Linked DNA regions of Mus musculus: region 2 is linked to region 1. Evidence: chromatin loops called from intact Hi-C (ENCODE). Cell type or tissue: heart. All regions are shown on one strand.

The links. Peaks named below come from ENCODE experiments on the same cell type or tissue, not always from the same donor. Only the 100,000 strongest peaks of a DNase experiment are listed, where the experiment ranks them.
Region 2: it touches region 1 in a loop (11-fold over the local background); 24 of 42 quality-filtered maps call a loop at or near these places.

Annotation. Positions count from the first base shown.
Region 1 is chrX:99,570,184-99,578,183 of GRCm38, reverse strand. No RefSeq gene overlaps it. Among named protein-coding and RNA genes, the nearest start is that of Gm31155, 17 kb to the right of the region's middle. In heart, a CTCF peak has its summit at 3,222 (motif pointing right); no DNase peak of the experiment used is centred here; H3K4me3 peaks cover 494 bases; H3K27ac peaks cover 288 bases; H3K27me3 peaks cover 5,137 bases.
Region 2 is chrX:99,131,630-99,139,629 of GRCm38, reverse strand. It overlaps Efnb1 (ephrin B1), which reads right to left and starts at 3,569. Exons shown (of 5, transcript NM_010110.5): 1 at 2,617-3,569. The coding sequence starts at 2,744. In heart, a CTCF peak has its summit at 4,587 (motif pointing left); DNase peaks (open chromatin) are centred at 1,239, 3,639 and 4,569; H3K4me3 peaks cover 4,530 bases; H3K27ac peaks cover 4,579 bases; H3K27me3 peaks cover 3,526 bases.

The DNA.
Region 1 (8,000 bases):
GTGACCTCAAAGGTTAATCCAGCTGGAAAAACTCTGACTCCGATGGACATGAAATGAAGGATCAAACCAGAACCTCCACCAAATCAAAGGAAGGGCTCCTAGCCTGTCTTGGAGCTTTGGCCCAGCCACTGGGACGCTGGCCAAGACCCAATTGAAATTTAGGACCACAGCTGCATGCAAAGGTTCCAGAGGATACCCAGCTGGGGAAGGGGGAAAAGGAGACAGAGGGTTGGGCCTGGCAGTAAAGAACCCTCAGCTGAGCCACAGTCTGCTGTGTAACCTTAAGTCAGTGTCTCCCCCTCTCTGGGCTTCATTATACTTGCATTCACAGTGGGTACCACAGTGTGAGGAATAGAATTTGAACTTGTTCAAATCTTCTAACCCAGTGTTTCTTAACCTGTGGGCCACAGCCCCTTTGTGTGTGTGTGATCTATGACCCTTTCACAGGGGACACCTAAGACCATCAGGAAAGCCAGGCGTCGTGGCGCATGCCTTTAATCCCAGCACTTAAGAGGCCTACAGAGTGAGTTCCAGTACACACAGAGAAACCCTGTCTCAAAAAACAAACAAACAAATAAATAAACAAAAAAGACAATCAGAAAATACACACATTACATTATGATTCATAACAGTAGCAAAATGACAGTTATGAAGTAGCATTGAAAATAATCTTATGGTTAGGGCTCACAGCAGCATGAGGAACTGTATGAAAGGGTCCCAGCATTATGAAGGTTGAGAACCAGTGCTCGCAGCCATCATCTATAAAGTCCTGCCAGCTAGAACGTTACAGAATTCCTCTGACTAGTATGTTCCAAGAAAGGGTTTCCAGGAAAAACAAAAAACAAAACAGCAAAAGAAGGTCTGGAGATACACAGCTTAGTTAGTAGTATACTTACCTGTCAAGCAGGAAGACTAGAGTTCAGTTCCCAGCAAGGCATAAATCAGACACACTGGCATATGCCTGCAGTGACTTCTAATCCCAGCACCCAGGAAATAGACACAGTTGGAGTAGATGATCAAGATCAGGGTGCTTGGGAATAAGGCTCAGCGGGCAAAGTCCTTGCTCTTCAAGCATGAGGATATGAGTTTAGATCCCTAGCACCCAGCCAAAAGCTGGAGATGAAAAATTAGCAACAGAAGGTCTGAGTATGGTTTGAGATACATCTGTAACTCAGTGCTAAGGAGGCATGGGAACAGGTTCTGGAGTTCACTAGCCAGCCAATTGTCAAGTTCTGGGTTCAGTAAGAGACCCTGTCTTAAAAAGTAAAGTGGGAGCCGGGAGTGGAGGTGCACGCCTTTAATCCCAGCACTCAGGAGGCAGAGGCAGGCGAATTTCTGAGTTCGAGGCCAGCCTGGTCTACAAAGTGAGTTTCAGGACAGCCAGGGCTACACAGAGAAACCCTGTCTCAAAAAAAAAAAAAAACAAAAAACAAAAAAACAAAAAAACAAAACAAAACAAAACAAAAAACAAACAAACAAAAAAACCACCACCAACAACAACAAAAAAGCAAAGTAGGGCCAGCAAGGTGGCTCAGTGGGTAAAGGTACTTGACATATAAGCCTGGTGACCCGAGTTCAATCTCCAGAATACACAGAAAGGTGGAAGGAAAGCCAGGTCAGGAGGCAGAGGCAGGTGGATCTCTGAAGTGGAGGTCAGCTTGTTCCTCCAGGACAGCCAGGGCTACACAAAGAAACCCTGTCTCAAAAAGCCAAAAGAGGGGGAAAAATGGAAGATCTGACACCACAAAGATGTCATCTGACCTCCACATGTGCACCATGACACATGTCCCACTGCACATATGCAATGATAATTTAAAGAACAGTGCAAAAAAAAAAAAAAAATAAGGCAGAGGAACAAGACACAAGACAGTGTCTCAAAAAAGCAAGCGAACAAACAAAGCACGCACTAGGTGCCAGTGAATGTCTTAGCTGCTGATCTCTGTGAATTCATCTATTGTTCCCGATTGCTTTGCCGTTGGAGCGCTCTTACCTTTATTTTGCAGATACAGAAACCTGGACCACAGGCTCAAGCATCAAACTTCCTTGGAAACCAGAGCTCCTCAACTCCTCCTACTCCCTGGTTATCCTCGGACTAGGGTGCCCTGCCCTGCTCCCTCCCAGGGCTCTCTCCTGCTGAGCCAGGTGCATCCTCCTGCTGCTCTTCACCTCTACACTCCACTCCCTCCTGGGGAAGCCGCCAGCAGGCTCAGATTTCTCCTCTCCCAGACTGGAGCTCACCAATAGACCCAATAGACCGGGTGCTGCACTCTGAGTTGAGCAAGAGAGACTCAGAACTACCCCCTCTCATCAGTGAGCCCTTCCTGGACAGAAGGCATCCCAGGTTGTGAGCAGGCCTGAGTACAGACCACCCCACCCCACCCCACATACACACATGCCTCACTGGGCAAATGTGGAGTAGGGACACTGATGAGGGCACACTGGAGGAGGTTCCAGCTCATGGTTAGGTGGGATGTCCTCAGGTTTGTGCAAATCACCTCTCGGAATCACAGTGAAGAGCGTAGGGACTCCTTTCTTAATCAAGCTCTGTCTTTGGGTATGGTAAAACCATTAAAACCAGCCCTTCCGGCTTTAGATGGGGAGGGGTAGACTTACAGAATGGGTAAGAATATGCTCAAAATTGCACAGCAAGTCAATGATGAAGACTAATTGAAACCTAAGGCTCCTGACTCTCCCAGGCAAAAGACATTCCCAGTTCCACTCTGCGCTGGGACAGGCCACTGTGCACAAAGCACACTCACATGCACACCCCACCCCTGCACCAGCAAGCACTCATGCATATGCTACCAAGGGAAGCAGCTCTTGGGAGTTGAGTGGGAGGCACCTAGAGGCCCAGATACAAGACTGCGAGACTGGGAGACCGGGATACTAAAAGCGGAGCTGTACACCTAACATTGGAGCAGGCACAGTGGAGGGGAGCGCAGGCCTTTGCCTGCCCTGTGGCCTGCAGATTGCCTGGTGTGCTCCAGAGAAAGGGAGGGAGGGACAGAGAACCTCAGGCTCACAGTTCAGTCTTCATTGATGTTTTTCAGGCTTTGGAGGTCCTGGACAGTCACTAGTCCATCTCAGATGTTCTCTCACACCGGCAGACTCCAGGAGTCCAAAGTCCTGTGTGGGACGCAAACCACCCATACCACCCCTGCCACCCCTGCCACCCCAGCCCCCACGCACCAGCAGTTTTCCAGTCGGCCCTGTGCCACAAGGGGGCACTGGTACTCCATGGCTCAAGTGCGATGGTCCGCAAGCTTTCTCCTGGCTTGGGGGGGGGGGGCAGCGGGAGTTTATGTTCGGCTCCCCCATTCCTGGCACCCTCCCCATTTCCTCTTGGAAGCCTCCCTAATCCTCTTACTCTGAGGGTCACATCCCTGGGCCCGGGGACGAGGTGTTTCATTTTCAGTTTGCCCCCACCGCCTCTGGGGAGCTCACAGAAATGTAGGGAGGGGGACCCCTGGGCTGGGGTCCTTTCTCTGCCCCTCTGGCGACCCCTCTTTCCTGCTCTGTTCCACAGCTTGTCCCTTTTAGGGGTGTCTCTGTATTACCCCCCACCCTCCATTCTCTGCTCTGCCTGTGTCTTCGCCCAAGTCCGTGCTCAGTGGACTGTTCTCTCCTTCTTTTTATTTCCCCCTTAAGGACTTCGAGCTTTCGTTCCCCGTGCTTCCCTCTTCCTTGCATCCTCTCCAGCTCGCTCTTCTCCACCTTTCCTCTCCTGCTCCTTCTACCCTTGCTCTTCTGAAGGTCTGGAACTGCAAGAGTCAGAAGCCAACGTGGAAGGTTCTGGCTCCTGTCCAGCCTTCCTGGAGGCTGCAAGTCGCTCCTGGCTTCGAGTCTAGGGTGCTACAGCCCCCAGGCTTGTGTAGGTAGACAGTGGGAGTCAGGCTGGCAGCATCTAGCTGCTGGAATTTGGGTGTGGATCAGGCTAGATCAGAAACTCTTCAGTTCTCATAGCAGACACAGCTTCTCCTGAGACTGGAAGATTTGAACCCAAAGCCTGGGTGGGGCCTATTCTACAGCCTGGCCCTCGTGTTGTGATTTTTCCTGTATCATCTCCCAGGGGTCTAGTTAGCCTTTATATAGTAGATAGAACTCTGAGGTCTCTCCCATCCCTTAATCCGCCCCCTCCCTATCAGTCAGTCTCTGGAGATCTAAATAGTGCCCTGCTCAGCTTTGCCCTTTGCTCTCACAGCCCCCAACCACCCACCACCCACACCGCACCACTTTCAAAGACTATGTACTGTTGACATTGAGGCCCTGCTGTGTCTCTGCTGCAAGAGAAACAGATCAGGATTGGATTAGGGTCACACTCTCAGTGTGCTGACAGTCTTCTGGGATAGTTGTTTACCAAGTCCAGGGATCCATGGTCTATCATTGCACAGTATCAGTGCACAAGTTTGGGCAGAAGGAAGTGCCATACCAATGTATGGGACACCCAGGGCTCCCATGCCACCCTTCCTAGGATACAAATGCAAGGTCCATTATCTATCTGCCTGTCATTTTTTAGCTTCTAAAAGAACCCCTTTGTGGTTCAAAGACAGAAGCCAAAGTTCAGAGAGAGCCAGGGACTTGCCCAGATACACACAACAAAGTGAGCAAGCCTGAGTGAGTGCAGGTATGAGCATGTGCGAGCACACACACACACACACACACACACACACACACACACACTCCTACCTCAGTGGGCAAGGTGCTAGCAAACTTCAAGCATGCTGGAACACAAGGGAAGAGTTGTACCTCCCACGTGTAGAGGCGACAGTGGAGGCTGGTGGAGAGGAGGGAGGGTTGGCCATGGAGCAACTTGCTGTGAGCCTTCAATGCTTAGGGACAGTTGCCCGCTACCCACATTTTGTGATTGATACACCCCCATCTTAGGAGGAAAGCAGGTCTGGGGCAGCCCAAAGTCCTTACCACAGCTGAAGGGTAGAACCCCCACCTGACAGTGTGATTTATCACCTCTCCTTTCTCCCCTCAGCCCCCAACCTTCCTGCAGACCAGAGTGGCAATTCACCTGTTTTTGATTTGAGATTCAGGTGGACTTTTCTTTCTTTTCATCAAAGAAGTAGTGAGGGGAAGGCAGGGCCCCATCCATCACCCTAGCCTCTCAACAGCCTTGGGGAGGAGGAGCAGACTGGGAGGAAGGAGAGGCTCAGGGACACTGCAGCAACCTCCTCTGCTCCCCCAGGGAATCGCCCAGATAGTCAGGCAGGGTGGTTCTGGCCCAGACACCCACAGGGGCTCCACCACAGAGCTAAAAAAATGCCTGAGGCTTCAACTATGAGTGTGTGAACCTCTTTGCTTGCTCTAAATCCTAATGCCTGGCACAAGGGTTGAACAGAACAACGTTTAACACTTGAGGAACAAGGGAGACAACTCATTTGACTTTACTCTCCCGCTCTGGGTCCCACTGCTTCTCAGGGACACCCAGGGACTCCATTTTTCATAAATCTTAGCACTGCCCCACTCTCTAGATGAGACTGAGACACAGACTGGTAAGTGATTGGTCCAAGGTCAAATCACAGAGGAATGAGGTCCAGATTCAAGTACAAAAAAATAATTTCGACCCCAGAATGGTAGGCTAGCCAGGAAAGAAAGAAACCATGGCATTCAACCACTGCTCTATGCCAGGCATGTGTGTGTGTGTGTGTGTGTGTGTGTGTGTGTGTGTCAGTTCAAGGCCATTTCTAACATTTATGGAGTCCCTGTGCAGTTACAAAACAGTATCCCATACTCCAGGAATGACCCATCCCAAGGGCATGGACCATGGCCTGGAACAAGAAACCAGGTCGCCTGCACTAGGCACCCAGGACAATACTAGGCAGCATATACAGTGCTGGGGTCACTGGACAATCTTTTCTGTGGCTGATATGAGAAGTGAAGAGAGGAACCTGCTAGGCCACAATGGGTGGGCTACCTCCTTGTCATTTTCTACCTTTATCATGATCACCATTATCACCACCACCATCCCAGGCCCCCTCATGATGCTACAATTACTAATAACAGGGGCTCTGTTTGATACTCCACTTGCCCTGAAGCAACCCATTTTCTCCCTGCTGGACTCTTTCCTCTTCATTACACCCCTCTTATTTTGCAGCTTGAAGAAATGTGTTCATGGCTGGGCCAGCTGGACCAAGGTACCCCTGGGTAGACTAGAGAGACCAGAAGGAACATTGGAAACAGGGCTGCTGCATAGGCTCAAATATGGCCTCTCCGTTGCTGTAAGGTCTTGATCTTGGACACATGACACATGTCTTCCTTCCTCCATCTGAAGGGGTACAGTGTCCAAATCATGCTGGACTATGTGAAGTTCAGGAGGTCTGCTCCCCTCTATGGACCAGGAGGTAAGAACAAAGCACACTGGATCCTTTCCTGAGCCTTTCAGCCATACAGGATGCCAGAGGCAAGCTAGGCTAGTGGAAAGTACGTCTCAGGTTAGTTCACATCCTCTAGCCTCGGTTTCTTCATCTGAACATTGGGAATTAAAACACATACCCTAGCAGCAAAGAGGTGGGTGAATCTCAGTAACATACACAACTGTGCCCAGCGTCGTCATTCACATGATAAGCATTTGTTCATTTTCTAAATGATCATTGAACATTTACTATAGGGCACAAGACAGCGAGACAAGAGTATGGACTCTGGAGCCAGACTACCTGAGCTTAAAACCTAGGTCTGCCTTTTCTTTATTTCCTGTGTACACTGGCTGAGTGACTGAACCTTTCTAAGCTGCAGTGATCCCATGTCTCAAATATGACTCCATCCTCTTTGGCTGATGATAACTGAATAAACTAATCTGTGCAATCCCGTGGTGCTCTGCTTCACATAGCAAGAGTTCATCAAATGTCAAGATGCTATTCTAAATAGAGAAGCCAGAGAAATGGACCCCCCCCCCATGTGCATGGAACATCCTACAAACAAGGGTTGCTTCTTTTTATTTACTCTTCTCTTGGGGGTGGCTCAAGGCTAAAATTGGCCTTTGCTTCTTCAAGGCCCTCTTCCAACCAGTCTCTAGGTCTTGGAAAAAATTGTGTAGAGTTGCTCATTGAGTACCTTGGCTGTGTTTGTGCTGGATGTAGAGACTGTGGAGAAGAGTATGACTCAGCCTTCATTCATCAAGGATGCTCAGTGAGGACCAATGAAGGCTAGAGTATGGCTCAGTGGTGGCACATGAGGCTCTGGCTCAATACTCAGCTCTGGAGGAAACAACAGACAGACAAATGAGATGATGACAGTGGGGCCTTCCTGGGTTCACATTTGTTGTGGCTTTAGAGCATGGGTATAAAGGGGGTTCTCATTCAAGTGGGCAAGAGATGGTAGAAGAGAGCTGTCCGCAGGGCTGGACATTCTTACCTACATCTCACAGTTGATGAATGAGTGTTGAAGGGATGTGATCAGAGCTACCCCCTAGCGAATAGTCAAATTGAAGCAGGGCCCCAAATGTCTCTATGGATAGCCTATAAGCCCATTCCCTGCATCTAGCTTGTGCACATGTGCGTGGGGGATGGCGGTGGAAACATGATTAGAAGGTGGGTAGCTAATCATCTGGGTGCATCCCAACCCAATGCAGAAGGAAGGGGCAAGGGTGACTCTCTCATGTGTCTTTTCACCCCAAGAATATACCGTGAGGAAGACTCTTCCCCCTCATCATACACCAGCAAGCACGTGTGCGCATGTGCACTACACATACTCCCTCCAGCCTTCTCTGCTTCTAAAAGGATCAAACCAACGGGGCTGCAAGGGAAATGGGTGCTTGGCAGCAGAGCAAGTGGCCTAGGAGTGGTGTCAGGCTCTGTAAATATTTACCCGCTGGATTAGAGCAGAAGTTGGAAACATTAGGCAGCTGAAAATTACTGTTTTAATAGTGTGGCTGATAAATCCAAACTTGGGGGGTTTGTTTGGAAGTCTCAGCTTCTGGGAATTTCAGCATGTAAACTCTGGGCCTGGGGTGGCCAGGAAGGGAATGGATTGGATCCTGTGGGCTGGTGGGTAGG
Region 2 (8,000 bases), 440 kb after region 1:
CCCTTAGCAGCAGTTCAGGAGATAGGTAAGACGGGCAGTCTTCAGCCGGCCCTTCCAGCTCCCTAGAGCCGGGGCTGCGTGCGCCCTGGAACCTAGAAGCAGACCCCATCACTTCTTTATTTTGATTTTTTTTCCCTAGGAGGAAGCAATTAAGCAGGGTTTATAGGCACTGGGAGATTTTTAGAGGGAGGGGTGCCAGCTCCTGACAGGGCTGAGGAGAGGGGACCAAAAGCCAGGAGAGGAAGAGGGGAGGGATAAGAGAAAATGAGCCTGCGAGGGAGAGCACGGGCATGTGCGAGAAACAAAAGGACTTGAGAAAAAGAGGCAGAGAGTGACTAAGAGTGAGAGGGAGTGTGAGAAAGAGGGAGAGCAGGCGAGCCTGGCTGGAGAGAGAGAGAGAGAGAGAGAGAGAGAGAGAGAGAGAGAGAGAGAGGTGAGTTCCACTCACAGGGTGTGAGCAGGCAACAATGTCGGCCTGAGAGGGAGAACTCGACAGGACACACGGAAGCAGAGAGAGACAGTATTTATTTAAAAAGCCGGGGCAGCCTGAGGGTTGGGTGCGGTGGCACAGGCAGCCCCTGGAGCTGAGGGCAGTGCCTTGGTCCTGTCCTCCTGCCCTGCACCCTGTGCCAACAAACACAGACATAGACTGCATTCCAGACCCCTGAGCATCGGTGAAATGGGGTCTGGGAACCACCAGGATCAGTCTAAACTGTTCCCAGAATCTGCTCAATTATGGGATAGAATCTAGGCAGGTTCTACTTGAGTCCAAAGTCAGTCCTCTCCAAATCCCCAGGACACCTGTCCTCAGCTTGACGTGGACTGGATAGAGAGCAGAGGGGACACAGCCCTCAAGCTTGGAAACTGCTCTGTGACTCTAAAGGCAGAGAACACATAAAGAGGGGCGCTCCCAGGGATCCTGTTTCTCCCAGCAACCTCAACTCTGCAGGAGGGCTCTTCTCCAGCTGCGGAGCTGCACGGTATCTAGACCCAAGAGAGCAATTAGGTCACTCCCATGAGCTCCTGGGACAGGCTACCCTAGGGGGATTGCAAGTCCCCTAGCTAAAGAGCACTTCCAGCCTTCACCCTTACATCGAAGAACTGGGCACTTCACAAGCTCTTCCCATGGGCTTAACAGTCTAGAGGGTTCCCCCAAACCATTTGAGCCCCAGCAGTGAAGGCACGGTGACCAAACAGGCTTCTGAGTAAGGTAGAAATCCTGGCCAGTCAGCCCCTTTCCTTGTACAGAGGCAAAAACCTCTATCCTGACCCTACTTTAGCCAAGGATCAGTAATGGGATCCTACCTTAACCCAAGGAGAAAACAAGAAGACCTCTTCTCTCACTTTCATCCCTGGGACTCGAGGGGCTAAGGCAGGCAAGAACCTAGGAAGTTAGCAGAGAGCCCACAAGAGTGGACAGGAGGAAATTCCAGAAACAGGAATCTGGGAACAGGTCAAGCGCCTCCCCCTCCCCCTCCCAGGTTTCCACTAACTGTGTTGTCCACAACTGGACTGCCAGAAAATGAGAAGAGAGATTACAACCCTGAGTTCCACGGTGAGTCCTAGATGCCAAAAGAGAAAAAGGTCCAGAGGTCACAACAGCCTAAGCTACTCCCCACCAACAGCCCAGAAACCACTGAGCCACCGCCCTGAAAGGTGTGTGTTGTTTAGAGATGGGAGGGGGCAGAGTTAGGAAGGAGAAGGAGAAGAAAGAAAAGGGCCTCCTTTATATCACTACCCCCAACCATAGGAGAAATCTAAGCATGGCTCTCCAGTCCTTGGGGGGGGGGGGGTTGGACCTGCCTGGACAGGAATCACACGTTCCCCACCCACCTCCCTCGCTGGCTCCACTACCATTCTCAGCCCTGATAGCTCTAGAAGCTCTGGTGCCTAGCTCAACTGGACCCCCGACGGGCACTGGATCGAACCCCCTTCTCAAACAAACCCTCTTCCACTCCGCCCTTCTCCACCCGCCGCCTTTGTGAGCCTGGAAGCAGCGCCCGCCTTTCTACCTCCCCGGCAGAGAGAAATGGGGGGGGGGGGGGAGTGTGCAAGAAGAGACGGCAAAGAGAAAGACAGGGAGGCAAACAGACAGGGAAGAAAGACAAATGAAAATGGGAGAAGCTGGAGAAGATATACAGATGCTGCCACTCGCCCCGGGGCGCTAGGTCCTGAGCCGCCCTGACACCTAAGCAAATGAGGAACCTGTGTTCTGGCCTGGTCCCTTGCTCAGGTCGATCTCACCCCTGGAGTGGCTGTGAGTGAAAACCACCACGTTCCCAGAGGCCCTGGAGTGGGCTGCTTACTCGCCCCCACCCAGCTCTCGGGTGCGCTCTGGAGCGCCCAGACATTCTATATCTGCCTGGTGTGACCAACAGACGCGATCCGGACTTGAGAGTAGGGCCAAACCGAAGGATCGAAACGCAGCTAAGTGCCCCCACCCCACCCTTCCGCACCCTACCCCGACTGCCCGCAAGAAAACACTAGAAAAGGCCAGATATAAAATAGGGCGCCGCACCTCCTACGGACAACCCCCCCCACGCACTTGGGGGTGCACGACCTCACCCCGAAGAAGTGCCTCCCACCCCCAGGGACCAGAGTAGATAAGTTACTCACTTAGGGTTAAGAGAGCTCCAGGACACGGGCTCCAGGTTCTTGGCCAACGGCGTGGCAAGCCGGCACAGCGTCAGCACGACCATAGCCACAAGCCACTTGCTGAGCCAACGCTGCCCAGGCCGGGCCATTTTCCCCGGGGCAGAATGCACTTCAGGATCCCCTAGCGCCTCCTCAGCAAAGCTCGCCTCGCCTGCCCGTGCCGCGCAGCGCTCGGAGCCACTCAGGCGCCCATCCTCCGCAGCCGCCGGCCTTGAAGCACTCCCCTCCCGCTGGCCTCGGGGTCGCTCTCCTTCGCCCGGCTGGCCAGGAGGACTCACTGGGCAGGCGTCCCCAACCCGCGCATGGGCTGCGGCCTCCGAGGACTTTCTTCCCTGGCCTCTCCGCCGCACGAGGCGCGACGGGGGCTCGCCGCCCCCGAGTGATCCCGCCGGATTCCGCTCGGCTCTCCCAGATTGTTTGAGACTGCAAGTCCTCTCCCCGATCGGGTCTCCCTGAAGAGCGCTCAGTGGCTGCCCCGACGCCTCGACCGTCCTGGGATTGACGCCTCTGGGAAGAAGAGGCGGGTTGTCTCCCAACAATGCGAGCTCGGTCCCCAGGCTCCCGACTGGGTCCCCCTAACACGGACTCCGTTCCTCCGGGCCACAGTGGGACTCCGCGCCGGCGCGTCCCACGACAGCTTCTACTTTAGCACCGGCCCTTCTCAGTATACTTAAAAGGCTAGTACGGCCCTGCCGAGCAAATCAGTCCCGTCGATTTGCACCTCTGAAGCCTCGGCCGGGTAGCCCGGCAGCCCGGTCGCCAAGTCCTTAATCCCCGGCGATTGAGCCCGAGTGTCTGCAGTCAGTGCGAATCACACACACCCCCCACTGCTGTCCAGCGCGCATAGACTCCCTCCGCTGCCGCTGAGCTTTCTACTCTCCTGCTCAGGCGAGCACAAGGCCAACCCTGCTCCTTCGAACCAATAGAAAGCTCTGTGACGGGGTCCTTGCCCCATACCACGCCCACAGAGCAGGAAGGGGTGGGGCTTCGGGGAGCTCATAAGGACGCTGCTCTCTCGATGGCACGAATCTGAATGTGCGGCTCTTGCGGTTATGCCTCTGTCCCGCTTAGTCTGGTTCCCAGGGAGTTCTAGGGAAGTTGGCGCTTCCCAAAAGCTGCTGGCCTGCTCTCATGCACACCCGGTCAGCACCCGGCCCACTGACCTAGAGCAGACAAACCCTGTCCCAAGTACCTCCAGAAAGCACCGTCCTTGTGTTCTTTTTATACACACAAACACACCCCACATGCGCATACTCGCGTACCAGCCCCAGAATCCCACTCGGTGCCCACTTCTGTCAGCCTGCCTGCTCCCAGTCCAGTCACTACCTACACTCTGTTGGACCCCGTCTTCCTGTCCTCGTAATGCACTCCTTTTTTGCATTGACCACGACAAGAGTCTATTAGACTATTAGAGGTTAGAGCTATGGGCAGTGGAGACTCAGAAAAAGTATTGTGTCCAAAGGGGAGGAGGAATTTATTTGCATCTAGTGAACCAAGCCTTTAAAATTTTCATCTTCGAGAGCGAGCCCTTTGAGACCCTCCACCCCAAACTCCAGGCACACAGATTTAGTCAGTCCTGTCTGAAGGCATACGAAAGGGCCAGGAGCAGGCAAGTAGGGACGAGAGGTCACAAACTGTACAGAAAGCTCTAGGACAGGGGAGAAAGGAGCAGAAGAGAAGCCTTTTGAAAGAGCAAAAGCAGGCATCTGGGCCCTGAGATTCCGGACTCCAGCCTTTCCCGGCCTCGGCCTCACCATCTGGGTCTTTGTCTCCCAGCACTGGCCCATTCTCTCCGCCCCTCCTTGTCTCTTTGCTTATAATTTGGCTCAATCCCATAGCTCAGACCCTCCCGGTCTGACCTACTCGCTTTTCTCAGGTCCCAGCGGACGTACCCACGTGCTAATGTCTCCCCCTGCTGGCCTTCTATAGACTTGCGGGCTCCCGGGATAAGCGGAGGCCTCCCACCTAGAGCCTGCTGAGCAAGTCTGGCACTCAAAGCGCTCAGAGGTAGGCATGGCAGTAGCAAGAGCCGGCCACTGGCCACTCATGTAAGAAAGGTGGGAAAGATCTGGGCTTGGGGACTTCAAAGGTTAGAAAGGCTTCCTATATTCGCGCCCCTCCTTTTTCTCCTCCTCGCTGCCTCCTCTTTTCTTTTTGTAATGAATCGGGTTCTAACTTTAGACTTACTAGGCAAGGTAAGAAGGACCAAAGAACCAAATTCCAGTTCCTTCTTGTTGCTTCTCTATGGAGATAACGGTCTGAGCCCCATCCTTTAGGGGCTTTGCCATTTATGAGTTCCATGTCCATTCTTGAGTCCTTCACTGCATCATCTAATCATCTCTGTCGTTCTAGTGGGGGCATCTATGTGGGGTTCTCCCACCTTTGGAGCCAGAGACCTTGCAACATTCAATGGCTCTGGGTACACACTCTAGGGCCTTTGTTTTCCCAATTGGACTCTGCACTGGGATGCAAGCAGAACAAGGAGAGATACAAATAAGGTAGAAAGACACACCAGCAGTCCACCTGAGACCCCTGCCATCAAAGGACTTCCAGATGTGAATCTAGAAAGCAGCCAGCTGCTTACAAAGTCCCTACAAGGCATCACGGACCACTGCGGATGATTTTCTTTCACCATCCTTTGAAATCAGTTCTGCTATCCCCATTTTTACTTAAAGAGGGAAACTAAGGCTCACGATTGACATATCCTGACCTATCCCTGGGGTCGTTCCTGGTGTCTCTGTCCCCAATTTTACAGCCATTCCTTGTACTATACAGATGGACCCACTTGCAGATGCTCCATGCATACTCACTCTCTTGGCTTATTGTAAATTACAAGCTTCGAGGTTCCTGGAAAACCACAGCCCCCAGGATGGCCAGATCACTGCTCCTCATTCGCAGGTCTCAGAAGGTCACTAATCCTAGGAAGGGTCATTAATTTTGGCCATAGAGCAAAGTGCTTCTCAGACAGGGTCACTATCCCAGGTTGGCCCCAGAGTTTTCCTTTTCATGGCCAACATGCCTTGTGCCCCTCCAGAGGACACTAAATGGGAGCTACCAGACTTGGGAAACAGGAAGACAGAGGTATTTTCTGAGTGCCAACATCTAATTCTGGGCAAAGGGGACAGTGGAAGATGAAGATAGGTCTCTTAGGTCCAGACTTGTTCCACACACTGCTCATCTCTGGTCATGCCACGGCCCCTCTGCCTCAGCCTGGCCACACTAGCTACAGGGGCCTCAGGAGCAGGGTTAGACTAGATGTGCACTCTCTGCTTCGATCAGGGCCCGCAGCTGAGAAATTTCCCACCCCAGCCTGACCCTAGGAGGTTCTCAGTTATAGAGAGAGATCCAGGTTCCCCGACTGAGGGGAAAAAGATAATTCTCTAGAGGAGCCTGAGAGGAAGGCAGGATCCGTGGGGGATGTGACCATTCTTCTATCTAAGCACTTACTAGCCCACAGACTGTCAGGTCATTGTGTCAACACACACTTTACAAGTGGTGTAAAGACCCCTTGACCACAGGAGTGTCAAGCATTGTGAGGCCTCAGGCCTACCTAAGTGTGTTAAAAAAAAAACATATAGTAGCCACAGGAAACTTCAGGCTCTGGGCACCATGTGTAGACACCACACACACACACACACACACACACACACACACACACACACAAACACGAGCTGTGCCTTTTTTGGGCCCAGCTGCCCACACTCATAAACGGGAAGAGAGGCTAGCTTTCAGGGACTTGGGCAAATCCCCTCACCTCTGAAGGGCCTGTTAGTGTTCTGTGGCCTGGCGGTCATTCCTCCTTCTCAGCTTCCTGGGAGTATTTAATGAGATAATGTGCCCGCCTAGGCTCGGCCTCATACCTGGCCTACCACAGAGCTTACTAAATGGAAACTCTTATTCTTCCATAGAGCCTCCCAGGAAGACACTCTCATCCCTAGTGACACACATTCGTACCAGTTCACACAAGTTTTGTGTGCTGCACATACATTTTCCAATCCCCTCTAGTTTCACACACATGTCCACATTCACATGCAAACCAGACCCCTCCCCACCTTTGTCGAGCACTGGCTGGGCAAGGAGAGGTTCTGGCCTTACGGAACCTAGAGTCTAAGCCTCCATTTCTCATGTTCACGGTCCCTATGGAGATGAGAAGGCGACCTTTGCTTCTGTGACTCACGTCCTTGACCTCTCTCTGCCTGCCTTATACTCTATGCACAGAGCAGTGAAACTATTCGCCCAAGGCCACACTGCCAGGAGGCAGAGAAGTCAGGCCATCTGGACAAACAACTTGACTTTCTCCTCACAGCTCTCTGTTCTATCACAAGGCTCTGGGCTGAGGAGTGGTGTTTTTGCTGAGCCACCAAGACCAGCCAGAGGCAACACCTGGAAAAGCAAAGAAAGGAGCAAGGAGCAAGAATTCTGACCCTTGATGCCATGCCAACTGGTGAACCCAGTGATGCTGGCCACCCTCTGATCTCTCAACAATTATCTCTGTGCCCCCTTTCTGCCCCTCCTATAGTTGTACATACCACTCCCTCCAGGCAAAGAAGAACCCCCTTCGTTAGCCCAGTGCACCCTGGAAGCCAGAACCAGTAGGCGACTGCTTTCATGTGGTGCTGCAACACCTTTGTTTAGTGCTTGCGACATCCCTGACATTATGCACTGCCCTGCTTCAAACATAAAAAGCCCGAGGCTTTGAGTTCACTGCAGTGGCACCCTGTCCTCTGCTCTGCCATCTTTAGTCGGAATGGTCTCTAAGAAGCTTAGCCTCACCCATGAGCACTTCCCAAGCCTCCTAAAGGAGGGCAGCTGATTTCCAGGTTGGGCCCAAGCTAACTTCCCGCCTCCAGTGAATGCCTTGGCTTTCCCCAAAATGACTGTCTCTAGGTCTGGCTCAGGGAGAGGATAGGATGGAGAGAGCTTACCCTACTCTCCCTCCCCCGACCCCTACATCTGTTCCAGGACCCTAGAGCTATACTGCAGAGCCCTATGCTTCGGAAGGGTGTTTCACAACGGCGGCCAGGCAATGTGGGGGTGATCTCTAAGGCCAAAGGTTCAGCCATTCTTTCTCCCTATCTCCTCCCTATTCCTGCTCCAGCTGCATGCCTGCTTTATGGGTGTTTGCACTGAGATCACCTTGATCTGTCAGGTGACAGCCCAGTTCTGGTCAGGCTGATAGTGTCTGCAATGAGAAGAACTCCACCAAGCCCAGTCTCTCTCCCTCCCTGTGTCTCTCTACTGTCTCATGACCCTTTGATCCCATCCTGGATTCCTAGCACCTGCAACAAGTCTGTAGGCCCTGTTCAGGCAAATGGCTTAACCCAAGAGAGCTTGGAAAATGAGAG